Regions from separate parts of the Homo sapiens genome. Here region 2 is linked to region 1. Evidence: read pairs that join two places in POLR2A ChIA-PET (ENCODE). Cell type or tissue: B cell. All regions are shown on one strand. Each heading gives the region's core, and the rest is flanking DNA. Links, peaks and the distances in the headings are about the cores only. Region 1 overlaps LRBA (LPS responsive beige-like anchor protein). Region 2 overlaps LRBA (LPS responsive beige-like anchor protein).

Region 1 (8,412 bases), core at 2,779-5,278:
GATCTGTTCTTTATGGCTTTTTATTGTGTTATGTTCCCTCTATATGCAGTTTTTTAAGGGTTTTTATCATGAAGGAATAGTGAATTTTATCAAATGCTTTTCAGCAGCAATTGAAATGATCATATGGCTTTTGTCTTCCATCCTGTTGATATGATGTATCACACTGATAGTTTGTGTATGCTCAGACATTCTTGCATCCCCAGAATAAATCCCACTCATTATGCATCAATTTTTAAAAAGTTTCTTTGAGACAAGTTCTCCCTCTGTCACCCAGGCTGGAGTGCAGTGGCATGAACACAGCTCACTGTAGTGTCAAACTCCTGGGCTCCAGTGATCCTCCCGCCTCAGCCTCCTGAGTAGCTGAGACTACAGGCACACATCACCATGCCCAGCTAATCTTTTTGTTTTAAAATCTCACCGTGTTGCCCAGGCTAGTCTCAAATTCCTGGACTCAAGCAATCCTCCCACCTCAGCCCACAAAATGCTGGAATTGCAGGTGTGAGTCACTGCACCCAGACAAAAAAAAAAAATTCATAAAATGAAAAATCTCAGAAGACACAAAAATAAGTTAAAATATATCAAAACTTACAAACACAAACACTTAGAAATAGTACATGGTACCATCTACAGTTAAAAGAAATGTAAACAATGTAAATTTCAATTATTAAAGCATAACTGTATAAAATTAACATTAATGCATACTGTACTACTGTAATAATTTCATAGCTACTTCCTGCCACAATTGCATTGAGCATTGGTATTGTTAGCATCACTTAAAATGCTGTGTGACACTAGTCATCTCAGAGCACGCAGTTCATCTCTTTTTATGGGGCAGGGGGGGAAGGAGTTTTGCTCTTGTTGCCCAGGCTGGAGTGCAATGCTGCAGTTTTGGCTCACTGCAACCTCCACCTCCCAGGTTCAAGCGATTCTCCTGCCTCTGCCTCCCAAATAGCTGGGATTACAGGCACCCGCCACCACGCGTAGATAATTTTTTTGTATTTTTAGTAGAGGTGGGGTTTCACCATGTTGGCCGGGCTGGTCTTGAACTGCTGATCTCAAATGATCCACCCGCCTCAGCCTCCCAAAGTACTGGGAAGTTTGTCTCTCCAGTAAACTGTGTATCACGGTAAAAGTGCTCTCTCCCAGTTCTCATATATTTTTCATCATGTTTACTGCAATATTATAAACCTTTGATAACATAATGGGACCCATACAAAGTGCCACTAGCAATACTGGACATGCTCCCAAGCAGCAGGGAAAAGTCATGACATTATAAGAAAAAGTTGAATTGCTTGATATGTACTGTAGATTGAGGTCTGTAGCTATGGTTGCCTGCCATTTCCAAAGAAATTAATCCCGCATAAGAACTATTGTAAAGAAAAGGAAGTTGGCAAAGTTGTCACTGCAGTGACACCAGGAGGCAAAAAAACAAACAAACAAAAAAACAAAACAAAAAAAACTTGCACTTTTTGTGAAATATCTTTATCTTGCACTGAAAATGCAGCTTTTATGTGGGTACAGGATTGTTATAAGAAAGGCATACCTATAGACTCTAACATGATTTGAGAAAAACTGAAGTCATTATATGTCAAATTTAAGTAAAAAAGAATCTAAGGCTAGATTTAATGCCAGCAAAGGATGATCAAGATAACAGGAGAAGCAGCTTCTGCCAACCAAGAGGCAACAGATGAGTTCCTAGACATCAAGAAAATCATTTAGAAGAAAGGACCAGCCCAGTCAGGTTTTTAATGCAGACAAACGTAACCTATTTGGGATGGGGGGGAAGCCACAAAGGATATTTATTAGCAAGGAAGAGAAGTGAGCACTAGGATTTATGGCAGGAAGAGATAGGCTAACTCTACTGTTTTGTGCAAATGCAGTTGGGTTTATGATCATGACTGCCCTTATCTATTAATATAAAGCTGCTAACCCCTGAGCCTTGAAAGGAAAACACAAACACCAGCTGCAAGTCTGTTGGTTGTACAAGAAGGCCTGGACAAAAAGAATCCTTTTTCTGGATTGGTTCTATTGATACTTTGTCCCTAAAGTCAGGAAGTACCTTATCAGTAAGAGATTAACTTTTAAAGTTCTTTTACAATTGGACAATGCTCCTGACCACCCAGAGCTTCATGAGTTCAACACTGAGGGTGTTGAAGTGGTCTAACTGCCCTCAAACGCAACTTCTCTAATTCAGCCTCTAGAACAGGAGGTCACAAGGACCTTTATGGTTCATTACACATGGCATTCTTAGGAAACAACTGTCAACACTATGGAAGAGAACCCAACAGAACATCGTGAAAGTCTAGAAGGATTATACCACTGAGGATCACTGTTACAGAAAAAGCTGTGGAAACCATCAAGTTTGAAACAATAAATTCCTCCTAGAGAAGACTGTGTTTCTAGGTGTTGTGCATGACTCCACAGGATTTCTGACAGAACTAATCAAGGAAATCATGAGAGACTATAGATATGACAAAAAGGTGAGGGGTGAAGGGTTTCAAGATATGAATCTCAGAGAAATTCAAGAACTAACAGATACCACAAGAACAGAAGGATCAACAGAGGGAAAACAATTTGACGGAGACAAGAACATCCAAACCACTATTAGATGAGGAAGACATAGAAGAAGCAGTACCAGAAAATGAACTGACATTAGACAATCTGGCAGAAGGGTTCTAATGATTCAAGACTGCTTTTAACTTCTTTTATGACATTCACCCTTCTATGATACAGGCACTGAAACTAAAGCAAATGGTGAAAGAAGGGTTTGTACCACATAGAAACATTTTTAGACAAATAAAAAAGCAAAAAGGTCAGAAAGAAATTCCAGTGCATTTCTGTAAATTTACACCAAGTGTGTCTGCCTCTCCTGCTTCCCCTTTCACTTTCTCCAACTCTGCTACCTCAACTGCCCCTGAGATACTAAAATCAACCTCTTCTCTTCCTCCTCCTCAGCATACTCAACATGAAGACAAGAAAGATGAAGATCTTTATGATGATTCGCTTCACCTGATGAACAGTAATATATTTTTTTCTTCCTTATGATTTCTTTTTTTTTCTTTTTTTTTTTTTAGACAGAGTTTCGCTCTTCTTGCCCAGGCTGGAGTGCAATGGTGCGATCTCAGCTCATTGCAACCACTGCCCCTCCTGGGTTCAAGCGATTCTCCTGCCTCAGCCTCTGGAGTAGCCTGGATTACAGGCACACCCCACCATGCCCAGCTAATTTTTGTATTTTTAGTAGAGACTGGGTTTCACCATGTTGGTCAGGCTGGTCTCGAACTCCTGACCTCAGGTGATCCACACACTTCAACCTCCCAAAATGCTGGGATTACAGATGTGAGCCACTGCACCTGGCCTTCCTTATGATTTTCTTAATAACATGTTCTTTTTTTCTAGCTTACCTTACTGTAAGATTACAGTATATAATACATATAACAATCAAAATATGTGTGAATCAACTGTTTATGTTATCAGTAAAGTTTCTGATCAACATAAGCTATTGGTAGTTAAGTTCTGAGGGAGTGAAAAGTTATATGTGGATTTTCGGCTACACAGGGCGTCATCATCCCTAACCCCCATGTTGTTCAAGGGTCAGATGTAGAAACATACCAAAACGAAAAACTATTATCAGTACCTGTCAAAAGATCTGAACTGCACGGGTTGTTCCACAGATAGATCACCAAGGGCTCCAAGGCAGGCTGGTGGCAGAAGGGCAGGATCCACTGTGACTCCATCTGCTGGTATGTTAACCAAGCTTCGGAGAATGTCTTTCACATTGACGTTTTTTGAAACTGAAACTGACGGTGTAGCCTTAGTGTCCAAGTCATTTCCTCTATCATTTTTGGTTTCCGGAGACTTATTGACTTCTAAAGAAAGAGTAGATAGCACCTCGCTGATTGCATCTGGGCCTGCACTGACACCAGGAGGTGCTGTGTGAGGAGTTACTTCCACATGGCTTCCTAAACCAGTGGCTGTTTCTTCCCCAATGCCTGAGTCCCTCCTTCGAGCAGATGATGTGCTTTCAGATTCTTCCACTGATGCCGTAGTTAAAGTGCTGAATGCTGCTGGTGTGATTTCTATATCATACCCAGAAACACAAGAAATAAACAAACAAAAGTTTAGAACTAATTTTTAAAAGGTATATTCTGTTTTAATAGCTATCTACTGTTTTGAATTATGAAATACATCATGTTCTAAAAAAGCAAAAACTAATTACGTATTCTACAGAATGTACTGAGTGGGTGCACCTATTATCAAGACAGATGGTATAATAAAATAAATAATAAAATACTTGCAAAAATGATCTAAAGTAATGGGTAGCAACACAAGGTTGAAAGTCATTGGCCTGTAAGAAAAAGTCTATAATCTTTTTTGGGGGTGTGTGTGTGTGTGTGTGTGTGTGTGTGTGTGTGTGTGTGTCAGTCTGTTGCCCAGGCTGAAGTGCAGTGGTGTGACCTAGGCTCACTGCAGCCTTGACCTCCTGGGCTCAGGCGATCCTCCCACCTAAGCCTCTCAAGTAGCTGAGACTACAGGTATGTGCTACCACGTCTGGCTAATTTTTCTATTTTTTTGTAGAGATGAGGTTTCACCATGTTGCCCAGGCTGGTCTCAAACTCCTGAGCTCAAGCAATCTACCTGCCTCGGCCTCCCAAAGTGCTAGGATTATAGGCATGCACCACCATGCCTGGCCCAAGTCCGCAATCTTTAGGATAAAATAAAAAGCTCTACCTCAAACATGGTTACTGCAGCTGGAAAACTTGTTACCCCTTCTACGTGCATAAATAATTCAATGATCCTTAAAATCCAGTTCAACAAGGAACACCTCCTTTTCTCTCTTTTAATTCTCACTCCCTTTAATCAGGGTTTCAACCCATTCTAGCAAAAATAGTCTTATCAAGGTCACCAAAAAATCTGCATCTTGCTAACTCCAATGGTCAGTGTTCAGTCCTAATAGGACTTCACATAACAGCAACAGCTGATTATTCCCTCCAACTAGACAATGCTTCCTTTCCTCGGCTTTCAGGACACCATTCTCTTTTTGTTTTCCTTGTACTACTTCACTGACTGTTCCTTCTTAACATCCTTCACCTCTTTTTCTCCCTGATTTCTTAAGTTGGAGGGACACAAGGTTCAGTCCTTGTTCCTCTTATGTTCTCTGTCTGCATTTAGTCCCTTCGTGGTATCATTCATTCTCCAAGTTTTAAATACCACTATATTTCCCCACCAAAAAACTCAAACTATTAAATATAACTGCTACCCTACAACTTATCTTACATGTCTAAAAAAACCTCTCAAACTCAACATGCTGAAAACTGAATTTCTTCTCTTTTTATCTTTCCCTGAAAATCTCTTTCACCTTTAATCTACTCCACTGTACCTTGTAATCATTTTTGACTACCTTTTTCATTCACAAAATGCACACCTAATGTTTTAAAATTCTGTTTTTTCTACCACTAAAACATATTCAGAATCTGACTGCCTCTCACCATCTCTAGTTACCAACCTAATCCAACCCACCATAACCTCTTGCCTGGATTACTGATTACTGCAATATCCTCCTTCCTAACTGTTGTGGAAGAGGGTTGTTTTAATAATCCTACTGCCCCATGTCTCCTGGTATGCATCCCTTGACAAGCCCTTGAATCTGGACTAGGCTTGACTGACAATAACCCACAGGATCTGGCAAAAGCAGCAGTGGGCCAGTATTTGGCCCACGTTTTAAGGTCTGGCAGCTCTTGCATTCCCAGAATCTCTGAACATCTCTGTAAGAAGTGTGGCTTATTTCTGATCTACCTTGCTGGAAAGAACATGTAGAGAGACGATATGGAGACAGAGATGCTCTCCAAACTAATGAAGGAAACCAGGAACTCAGTTGAGAACAAGTATCAAGGCTGCAGACACACAACCCCAGCTCAGCTGTTTTAGTCAGTCAGTCTCAGCTCTTGGAGCCATCCCACCTGAGGCACTATATATACTATTAGAAAAGTCATCTTAGATTTTCCAGACCCAGCAAACATCATCTGAAACAGGGATAAACCATGCCCACCGTGCCCTATCCAAATCTAACTCAAGAAATCATGAAGGAAAGATTAAAATGGTTATGGTCTTAGGACACTAAGTGCAGGGTAAGGTATTAAACAGCAGTACCCAGCCAAAAACACTGATTATCCTTGCCCTCTACGCTATATCCTCTACACAGAATACAGAGTTACTTTTTTTTTTTTTTTTTTTTTTGGAAACGGAGTCTCACTCTGTCACCCAGGCTGGAGTTGTTGTGGTGGGATCTCTGCTCACTGCAACCTCTGCCTCCCAAGTTCAAGCGATTCTCCTGCCTCAGCTTCCTAAGTAGCTGGGATTACAGGCACCCACCACCATGCCTGGCTAATTTTTTGTATTTTTAGTAGAGATAGGGTTTTACCATGTTGGCCAGGATGGTCTCCAACTCCTGACCTCAAGTGATCCAGCTGCCTCGGCTTCCCAAAGTGCTGGGATTACTGGCGTGAACTACCAAGCCCAGCCCAGAGGTACTTTTTAAAACATAAATTGTAACTCCTGTACTCAAGACCCTCCAATGAGTTCTCATTTCCCTCAAAGAGAAATCCATACCCAATTACTCCTGGTCATTCCTGATATTTTTACCATCTTTATTACTTTCTTTTTTTTTTTTTTTAGCACTTTCACCACCTTCTAAAATACTACACAATCTACTTATAGCATGTAGATATTTTCTATCTCCTCCCATTAGAATATAAGCTCCATAAGGAAACAGATTTTTTGTTTTGTTTTAGTCATGAATATATACCCAAGTATCCAGTAGATATTGAATGAATATCGAGTGAATAATAAATTGCCTCCTTTGGGTGGTAGCTACTTCTATAATTGCAACAGCTACTTAACTAACTATACTTTTATAACTGGAAGCTACTTTTAATACTCCAATTATTGCAGTTACTTGTTAACAAGTCTGTCTCTTAGAATATGAGTTAGTGATTCTTCACAGCAAATGAAGTCAATAAAATTTTTCAACTCTTTTTGTATAACATTTTCTGACTTACATTTAATTAGTTCATTTAAAGAACAAAAAATATCCCAATTGCAATTAATTACATTATATTTAAGCCACAACTTTTAGTTAATAATAAAAATATATGTATGCTCTCCCTTAATTTGCACAGAAATGGATTTAAATTCCAATATCAATATTTTAACCATCAAAAGTAAGTAACATTTATTTGAACTTTGGTACAAAGGAATAGAAAATGCAAACTTACCAGAGAGTGATACATTCTCATTTTCACTGCCAGTTTCTGTACATGACTGGCTATGCCTTTCATTTTGGGGTTCCAAAATGTCTCTGTACTTGGAGACCATAAGAACAGAGATAAAGTATACTACTGCCAAGGCTAAAAATTGAGCTTGTTTGCTATCCTCCTGGGAAAAAAAATTAAAGGAGTTGATTATGTAACCATAAAATAACATCATTATATTTTACATCACAATGTTTAAATACAAAACATGTTCACAAATCTTTCAATATACACAGAAAATACATTACCTACGTAAATAATAAATTTATTAATAAACTTACTTGAGCAAACATTAGGCAAAGACTCTTAGAAAAATGTCTTTAAATGAGAAGCTTTATACTTGCAAAACATGGAAAGAGAGAAGTTAGCTCATTTTTTTAAATTATTCAATCTAAAGACGTATGTCCTAATATACATTATAATGTTAATCAAACAAACAGTAATTATAATTATATGAAAACAGGTCAGATGCAGTGGCTCACACCTGTAATCCCAGTACTTTGGGGGCCAAACCAGGCGGATCACTTGAGGTCAGGAATTTGAGACCAGCCTGGCCAACATAGTGAAACCCCATCTCTACTAAAAATACAAAAATTAGCCAGGTGTGGTGGCACATGCCTGTAATCCCAGCTACTCAGGAGCCTGAGGTGGGAGAATGGCTTGAACCCAGGAGGCAGAGGTTGCAGTGAGCTGAGATCGCATCACTGCACTCAAGCCTGGGCGACAGAGTGAGTGAGACTCTATCTCAATCAAGCAATCAATCAATAAATAAATAAACAATGATATGAGGATAACTGGTTATTTTTATCTGTAATCATAAAAACTAAAATACATAAAATATCACAATAAAAGTGCCAAAAAATAAACATGCAGAAGAAAAAAACTGAAGCTATTAGATACAGAATAGGATGCCAAAGGAATTCCTTCTTTTTTTTGAGACAGGGCCCCACTCCATTGCTCAGGCTGGAGTACAATGACACAATCATAGCTCACTGTACCCTTGAACTCCCATGCTCAAGAGATCTTCCTGCCTCAGCCTCACAAGTAGCTAGGACTACAAGAATACACCACCACATCCAGCTAATTTTTGTTTTTTAATTTCTTG
Region 2 (8,412 bases), core at 2,289-4,788, 190 kb before region 1:
CATCCACTCACTATCCACGTTCCAGCTATATAACCTTTCTTCTGGTCCTTGTACTCAGGCTTCTTGTTTAAATACCTCTGCTGGTCGGATGCGGTGGCTCACACCTGTAATCCCAGCACTTTGGGAGGCCGAGGTGGGTGGATCACCTGAGGTCAGGAGTTCGAGACTAGCCTGGCCAACATAGTGAAACCCCATCTCTACTAAAAATACAAAAATTAGTTGGGCGTGGTGGCGGGTGCCTGTAATTCCAGTTACTCGGATGGCTGAGCCAGGAAAATCACCTGAAACCAGGAGGCAGAGGTTGCAGTGAACCAAGATCGCACCATTGCACTCCAGCCTGGGTGACAAGAGCAAAACTCCATCTCTGAATGGAGTTTTCCCGTCTTCATCTAGCTACCTCCTACTAACTCTTCAAATTCCAATTGAATTGTTACTTCAAAGATAACTTACCAGAGCTCTTTAACTAGATATCAATTGAAGGCATTCATCATTCAGTTTTGTCATTCTTCATAGCATTTTCACAACAGTAAATTTGTATCTGTTTTATAATATTAATAGCTGTCTCTCCTTCTGGATAATGAAATCTATGTAAACTGGGAACATGTCCACTTCTGTTTATTATGGGAGCTCTGAGGCATAGCATAGTGACTGGCACATAACAGGTGAATATTCACTGACTATTCAATCAATAAGATAAAAGCCAATTAAATTTTTTTATCTTATTCAATGAACAAGATAAAATTCAAGTAACCATAGGATTTAAGGAAGCAGTATGAATAGGGATGAAGAAGGTAACTATAAATTCAATTCATGACGTCCATTTGAACAGTAATAAGCTATCCCACACAATACTATTGTGAAGGATCTGACACTACCTGTTCATATATTTCTTCTTTGCATTCTTTTTTCAGATTCCAGAATATAGTCTCACCTGTTTTTCTCCCTCATTTTCCTTTCTGAATCTTGGCTTCTGTTCTGCAGTGGACAGGCATTTGCAAACATACCCCTAAAGGTGGAGGAAGCTAACTGACCAAACAAAGAGGCTGATAAATACAGTTTCTCAGAAAGAAACATTTAATAGGGACTTAAAACAGAAGCCGTAGTCTTAAGCAGTCATAAGACTCTAGAGGGTGGATCCCTGCACCACTGCCCCCTAGACCCAGGGCGTATATACCATAGAGAAAGAATGTGTAGGACAATTGAAGTTGACCTCTCAGGGAAAGGCAAGCATGCTATGTGAATCTGCCTAAGCGGGGGATTTATGATCAAGGTTGTTTGGACCTGGGGCAGGATTTATGGTAACAATAGATAAAAGTAGAAATCTTAGAGGCATTTCCAGAACAGAGGTTAATCAGAAGTCAACATGGCAGATTAGCATCCGAGACGGAGTTTCTTTAGCCTCCACAGCTTCTCTACTTTTCCTTTCAAATTCTGCTCCTAGATTCTACCATAAGGCTGTTTTTCTTACAAACCAGGAATATCAGCATGACTCCTGCAACTAAAACCATCACCTATGTGACAATGGTACCAAATCTCAACTCTTTACTCCAGATTTTTCTCATAAGACTGCGTTTTCAAACTGTTTAATAACATTTCCATTTTGCTTACCCAAATATATGTTAATGTGTCCCAATATTAAAAACAGTATCCTATTTCTAACTTGTTCCTTCTTCTATATTTCCATACCACTATCATTATTCTCTCCACCATTTTCCCTCTCTGCCTCTAACACATAACACCCCCAACCATCTCTCTTCTTCCTACCAGGGTTTGTCTTTCATCTCCACAGGTTTTAAGGCTTGTTGTATATGAACTTGTTAAATTCTTATGGAGAGGGCAAACCTTATTTCTTTTTTTATTTTGAAAATGTTTCAAATTTGTAGAAAAGTGGAAAATGGTAACATGATGCCCCATTGACAACAGATACTTTCTATAAACAAGGACTTTGTTCTACATAATAATAATATAACTGAAAGTCAGGAAACTAAAACTGATACATTATTACCTTCCGATTTTAAGCACCACTCAAATTTTACTAATTACCCCAGTAATCCTTATAGCAAGATGACACAGCTGAGAATCATGTCTGGCATTGAGTTATTATGTCTCTTTATTCTCTAACAATCTGGCAGAATAGTTCTATAGTCTTTCCTGAAATTTTAAGACACTGACATTTAGATGATTACAGGTCAATTATTTTGTAGAATGTCCCTCAATTTGGGTTTAACTCATATTTCTTCTACATTTCTTCTACATGATTAGACTCAGACTAGGCACTCTGGGCATATCACAGAGTGATACTATGATCTTCTTAATAGATATAGCCTAAAAGGAAGCACATGGTTTCAGTTTCTCTAATTACTAATGATGTCCATTTTGATCACTTGATGACATGGTACCTACCAAGCTTTTTTTTTTTTTTTTTTTTACGTGAATTACTCTTTCTCCCTTTGTAATTAATGAATATTTTTTGAGGAGGTACTTTGGAACTATGCAAATTTTCTGATCTTCATCAAACTTTCCATTTGTTCATTTATTTATATTAGTATGATCTTCTATTTTATTCAACGGATTATAATTTATTGCTATCTATTAGATAATATTATCTATTTTGACGTTTGACTGTTCACTGATTTGGCCAGTGGGATTCTTTTCAAGCTGATTCTTTTTCCTTCTTACATGTCTCCATCATTCTTTGAGCACTTCTTTACATTCTAGCACAAAAAGGTGCTATGAGCTCATCTTATAGTTTCCCTGCCACAGTCCTGGAAGTAGCCATTGCTCCACAGAGCCCTGGTTTCAATGGAGAAGATCAAGGCTTTAGGTGCATTCATTGCTACCAGGATGTCACTATTCCCAGGCCCCCTCAGTGGACAAAGCTAGGAAATATATCCAGCTGGGCACGATGGCTCATGCCCGTAATCCCAGTACTTTATTGCCCAGCTGGAGTGCAGTGACACAATCACGATTCACTGCAGCCTCAGCCTCCTAGGCTCAAGCGATCCTTCTGCCTCAGCCTCCCAAGTAATTGGCACCACAGACATGCACTACTACACCTGGCTAATTTTTAAATTTTGTATAAAGATGAAGTATTACTTTTGTTGCTCAGGCTGGTCTCAAACTTCTGAATTCAAGCAATCCTCCACCTCTGCCTCCCAAAATGCTGGGATTACAGGCGTGAACTATCACACCTGGCTTAAGTTTATTTTTTGATGCCAATAATATGTCTAGAAGGGACTAGACTAAAACATTAACAGTGGCTTGGAAAGGATGGTGTGATTAAAGGTAATTTTTTGTTCTTCTTTTCATCTTACGTGTATTTATATTTTCTACAGTAAAAATATATTATTCTCATAATTATATAATAAATACCTGTAGGAAGCATATGGATCTCTGACATTAGTAATGAAGTTGAATTATTCCTTCTAAAAAAAAAATCTAAGCTTTCCACATCGTGTTACAGTGGTACATTGGCAAGTATCAGTTTGCCACAAAAAACTGGGGTTTATTTTGGGATTATCTGTTCTGTTCCATTGATCTATACAGCTATCCTATACTAATAGCATGGTGTCTTAATTACTGTATCTTTAAGTTTTGGAATTAGGTAGTGTATATACTGAATTTTGTTGTGCTTTTTCAACATTGTTTCGGCTGTTGTGACAGACAGCTCCAACATAGCCCGTAAATGCTCCCTGCCTCCTAGTGTTCATGGTCTTGACAATCCCTCCTTGAGTAATTTGCTTCTAACCAATGAAATATGGCAACATCAAGGGGATGTCACTCCAAAAATTAGGTTACAAATGACTGTGATGTCCATTTTGCTAGATGACTCCTCTCTCTTGATGGCTTTGATGAAGCAAGTAAGCCACCATACTGGAGAAGTCCCTGTGGCAAAGAACTCAGGGCCTTAGTCCAAGAGCCCTCAAAGGATTAAATTCTGACAACTTCATAAGTGAACTTGAAAGTGGATACTTCCCAGTTGAGCCTTCAGATGAGAACCCAGCCTGCGGACACCTTGACTAAAGCCATATCAGAGATGGTGGGCCAGAGGAAACAGCTAAATAGTGCCTGGATTCTTGACCCATTGCACTATGAAATAATAAGTGCATGACGTGTTAAGCTGTTAAGCTTTAGAGTGATTTGTAACAAAGCAACAGATTACTAATGCAGCTCTTCTGGGACCTTTGTATTTCCATTTATCTTTTGGGTTCCGACTACCAATTTCTATTAAAAAAATTCTGAAACTTACATAGGGGATTATATTGAATCTATAGATCAGTTTGGGGCATACTAGCATCCTACATTATACTGCATAATATTCTATTTGTTTACAATTTCTTTAATTATTTTTTTTTTTTGCAACCTCTGCCTCCTGGGTTCAAGCAATTCTCCTGCCTCAGCCTCCCGAAAAGCTGGGATTACAGGCAAGCACCGCTATGCCTGGCTAATGTTATCTTTAGTAGAGACAGGTTTTCACCATGTTGGCCAGGCTGGTCTTGAACTCCTGACCTCGTGATCCACCCGCCTCAGCCTACCAAAGCGCTGGGATTACAGGCGTAAGCCACCACGCCCGGCCAACTTCTTTAATTATTATCAATTTCTCTTTAATTTCTCTCAGTAAAGCTTTATAGTTTTCAGTGTACCAACATTATACTTCCTGGTATTTTATTCTTTTTGTTGGCTTAAAGATTTCTCACCTATATTTATGAGGGACCTCATTTACTTTTAACAATAAAATGCTATTTTCAAGAACACAAAACTGGGGTTCAGAGAATACTTAAGAACACATAAGGACATGAACAGACACTTCTCAAAAGAAGACATTTATGCAGCCAAAAAACACATGAAAAAATGCTCATCATCACTGGCCATCAGAGAAATGCAAATCAAAACCACAATGAGATACCATCTCACACCAGTTAGAATGGTGATCATTAAAAAGTCAGGAAACAACAGGTGCTGGAGAGGATGTGGAGAAATAGGAACACTTTTACACTGTTGGTGGGACTGTAAACTAGTTCAACCATTGTGGAAGTCAGTGTGGCGATTCCTCAGGGATCTAGAACTAGAAATACCATTTGACCCAGCCATCCCATTACTGGGTATATACCCAAAGGACTATAAATCATGCTGCTATAAAGACACATGCACACGTATGTTTATTGCGGCATTATTCACAATAGCAAAGACTTGGAACCAACCCAAATGTCCAACAATGATAGACTGGATTAAGAAAATGTGGCACATATACACCATGGAATACTATGCAGCCATAAAAAATGATGAGTTCATGTCCTTTGTAGGGACATGGATGAAATTGGAAATCATCATTCTCAGTAAACTATCGCAAGAACAAAAAACCAAACACTGCATATTCTCACTCATAGGTGGGAATTGAACGATGAGATCACACGGACACAGGAAGGGGAATATCACACTCTGGGGACTGTGGTGGGGTAGGGGAAGGGGGGAGGGGGGAGGGATAGCATTGGGAGATAAACCTAATGCTAGATGACGAGTTAGTGGGTGCAGTGCACCAGCATGGCACATGTATACATATGTAACTAACCTGCACAATGTGCACATGTACCCTAAAACTTAAAGTATAATAAAAAAAAAAAAGAAAAAAAAAAACAAAGAAAAAAAAGAACACATAAGCAAAACGTGGGAATAATGAGATCTAAATTAATCTATCTAAAAATAATGCACTTTCTACCCCACCCGTGGTACTCAACAGATTCAGAACTGTTCCCTAGAGTGAATAATAGAAATCTGCAAGGAAAGTTTTGGTTGTCACAAATGACTGAGTGCTACAATGATTTAGTGGGCAGAAGGAGCAAAAAAAAAAAAAAAAAAAATTCTAGACATTCCACAAGAAGAATAGTTCAATAATAATAATGGTCCTAGATCCTACATTACTTTAGAATGTTCTACTGTATATCAGTGAAAGTGACAAACTAGAAGATAATCTGAGCCTATGCCCCAAATATATATATATATATATATATATATATATATATATATATATATATGTGTGTGTGTATATATATATATATGTGTGTGTGTGTGTATATATATATATATATATATATATATATATATATATATATATATATATATATTTAGATGGAGTTTCGCTCTTGCTGCCCAGGCTGGAGTGTAATGGTATGATCTCTGCTCACTGCAACCTCCCCCTCCCGGGTTCAAGCGATTCTTTTGCCTCAGCCTCCCAAGTAGCTGGGATTACAGGTGCCTGCCACCATGCCCAACTAATTTTTTGTATTTTTAGTAGAGATGGGATTTCACTATGTTAGCCAGGCTGGTCTTGAACTCCTGACCTAGGCAATCGACCCGCCTTGGCCTCCCAAAATGCTGGGAATACAGGCATGAGCCACCACGCCCGGCCCCAATTTATTTTTAATTTCAAAAAATGCAATCATTGTGTAAAGTAAGGTAAAAATGAATGTTGTCTGCTTAGTACTACACCAGTATCTATTCACCACTTAGAAAAATCACATTATAGACAATCACACATCCCTTGTAGCAGGACAAATCATACATCATACCTCTATCAGTCTGATTTGTACCTGTCACATTCACAGTGACCTATATATAAATACAAGCATCCAATTATGTCTTTTAGCATAGTTATGTTCGTACTTATGGAACAATGAAATGCATACTACATATATTTTTAAATATTTTATTTCTCTTGTTATGGTATAGAGCACTGTTGATTAATATTATTTATCTAGAAAAGGTCTATTTACTATTCAAAAATAAAACTCATAGATAAGGAATAATTGCAAACTACCTGTGATATAAAGAGCATGTTAAATTTCAGAGGGTGAAGAACTATAGCATTACATTATGCTACCTCCTAAATATATCTCCTGCTCACCATAATTTCTGGCACTGCCATAGTTAATACTCCTTTTATCTCTGGTCTAGTGTCTTTTGACAGCCTCCTATCTAGTCTCCATCACTTGAACTTCCCATCCAATATAATTTACTTATTGTCGAAATGTTACTGCTTTTCCTTTAAAAAAAATTATTATCCAGGATATAAAATAGGATCAAGATACTTAAGTTCCTACTATCCTACAGAAAAATTCCAAATTCTCCACCATGGCATTTAGGATCGCTTATGACCTGCTTTTATCTGTTTCTAGATTTGTCTACAACCACTCTCTATCACATATTATATGTCTAAACCATGCTTTCTGGACTTTCTCAAAATTTTCATATTTTCTCATGGCAATGCCTTGCATCACCTACTCCCTATTCTACCATGACTTCCCATCATCATTCCTGTCCCCATCTTTTGTCCGTCTGGAATTCACATACTGTGTGACATCCTACTCTAGACCCTCCTCAAATCTATGTCCTATTTCACAGAGATCCAAAAGCTTACATTCAGACTTTTTACCATACACATTTCGCAGTAATATAATTAATTATATGCTTAACATTCCCATGAATCCTCAATATCCTCAAAATGTAATAAGAAATTTTTATATTCCCTAACAATTTTTATCATTGGTTTTTCATATTTGTTGATTCAATGAATATTTAACTAATTTTCCACTCTCTTCATATTCTAACTTTCTTTTCTGAAATTCTAGACATTAATTACATATATCTAAATACATAATGGCATCAAATTCTAATTTACTCCACAAAAACACAGGAATCACAACTCTTCTAAATATGTCATGATGGAAATAATGTAGTCAGTCTTGACATTCATTTCTTTATTAAGCAGAATCTCAGCATCTTTCACACAGTTAAAATAGGAGAATAAATTTGCAAATAAGGTTTCATTTGCCTATTTTCTTTTTTTTCTTTGCAGCAAAAAGATTAAAAACATTTTAGCCCTTCAATGTTTAAGTTCAAGTGGAACTATCTAAACATCACATCAATCAATACCTTTATATGTTCTTCTTTATATGCACAAGGGCAAGAATTAGTTTAGGGGTATAGGAGTTGGTTACAGTCATTATGCTCTAATGTGGCAAACATTAGTGTCAATTTAAGTAAACTCTAAAGGGTTATGAGGTCAAAATGCAAGACTGCATAATTTATCAGATCAAGCAAATCACTTTGAAAGTACAGAAATAAGTGAAGCATGAGGCTATTACTGCCTCTCATGAATAAAGGTTAATACCAATGTTTATTTATTACACACTGGATGGTATTTGCTATCTAAACTTTATTTATTAAAATAAGTATTTTGCTACACTGTCATATTTTAAACTACTGAGTCAAATTTAATTTACAGCACTGTCTTATACTAATACAATTAATACAGTATTCTAAGTTTTAAACAAAAAATTGAAATTGCTTTGGACATTTTGATTAGTAAAATATGTTACCTGTAAAATATGAAATCTCACTTTTGCATCAAGACAC

The links. ChIA-PET counts read pairs that join two places held together with the same protein. Peaks named below come from ENCODE experiments on the same cell type or tissue, not always from the same donor. Only the 100,000 strongest peaks of a DNase experiment are listed, where the experiment ranks them.
Region 2: POLR2A ChIA-PET joins it to region 1 with 6 read pairs; 2 of 35 experiments call an interaction of 5 or more read pairs at or near these places.

What each region holds. Positions count from the first base shown.
Region 1 is chr4:150,824,546-150,832,957 of GRCh38, forward strand. It overlaps LRBA (LPS responsive beige-like anchor protein), which reads right to left. Exons shown (of 57, transcript NM_001364905.1): 29 at 7,272-7,431; 30 at 3,635-4,076. Among named protein-coding and RNA genes, the nearest start is that of LRBA, 190 kb to the right of the region's middle. In B cell, for the core only: CTCF peaks have their summits at 3,774 (motif pointing left) and 3,994; a DNase peak (open chromatin) is centred at 3,816; H3K4me3 peaks cover 1,037 bases; H3K27ac peaks cover 2,500 bases.
Region 2 is chr4:150,633,751-150,642,162 of GRCh38, forward strand. All of the region lies in intron 37 of LRBA (LPS responsive beige-like anchor protein), which reads right to left. Among named protein-coding and RNA genes, the nearest start is that of MAB21L2, 56 kb to the left of the region's middle. In B cell, for the core only: no CTCF peak of the experiment used is centred there; no DNase peak of the experiment used is centred there.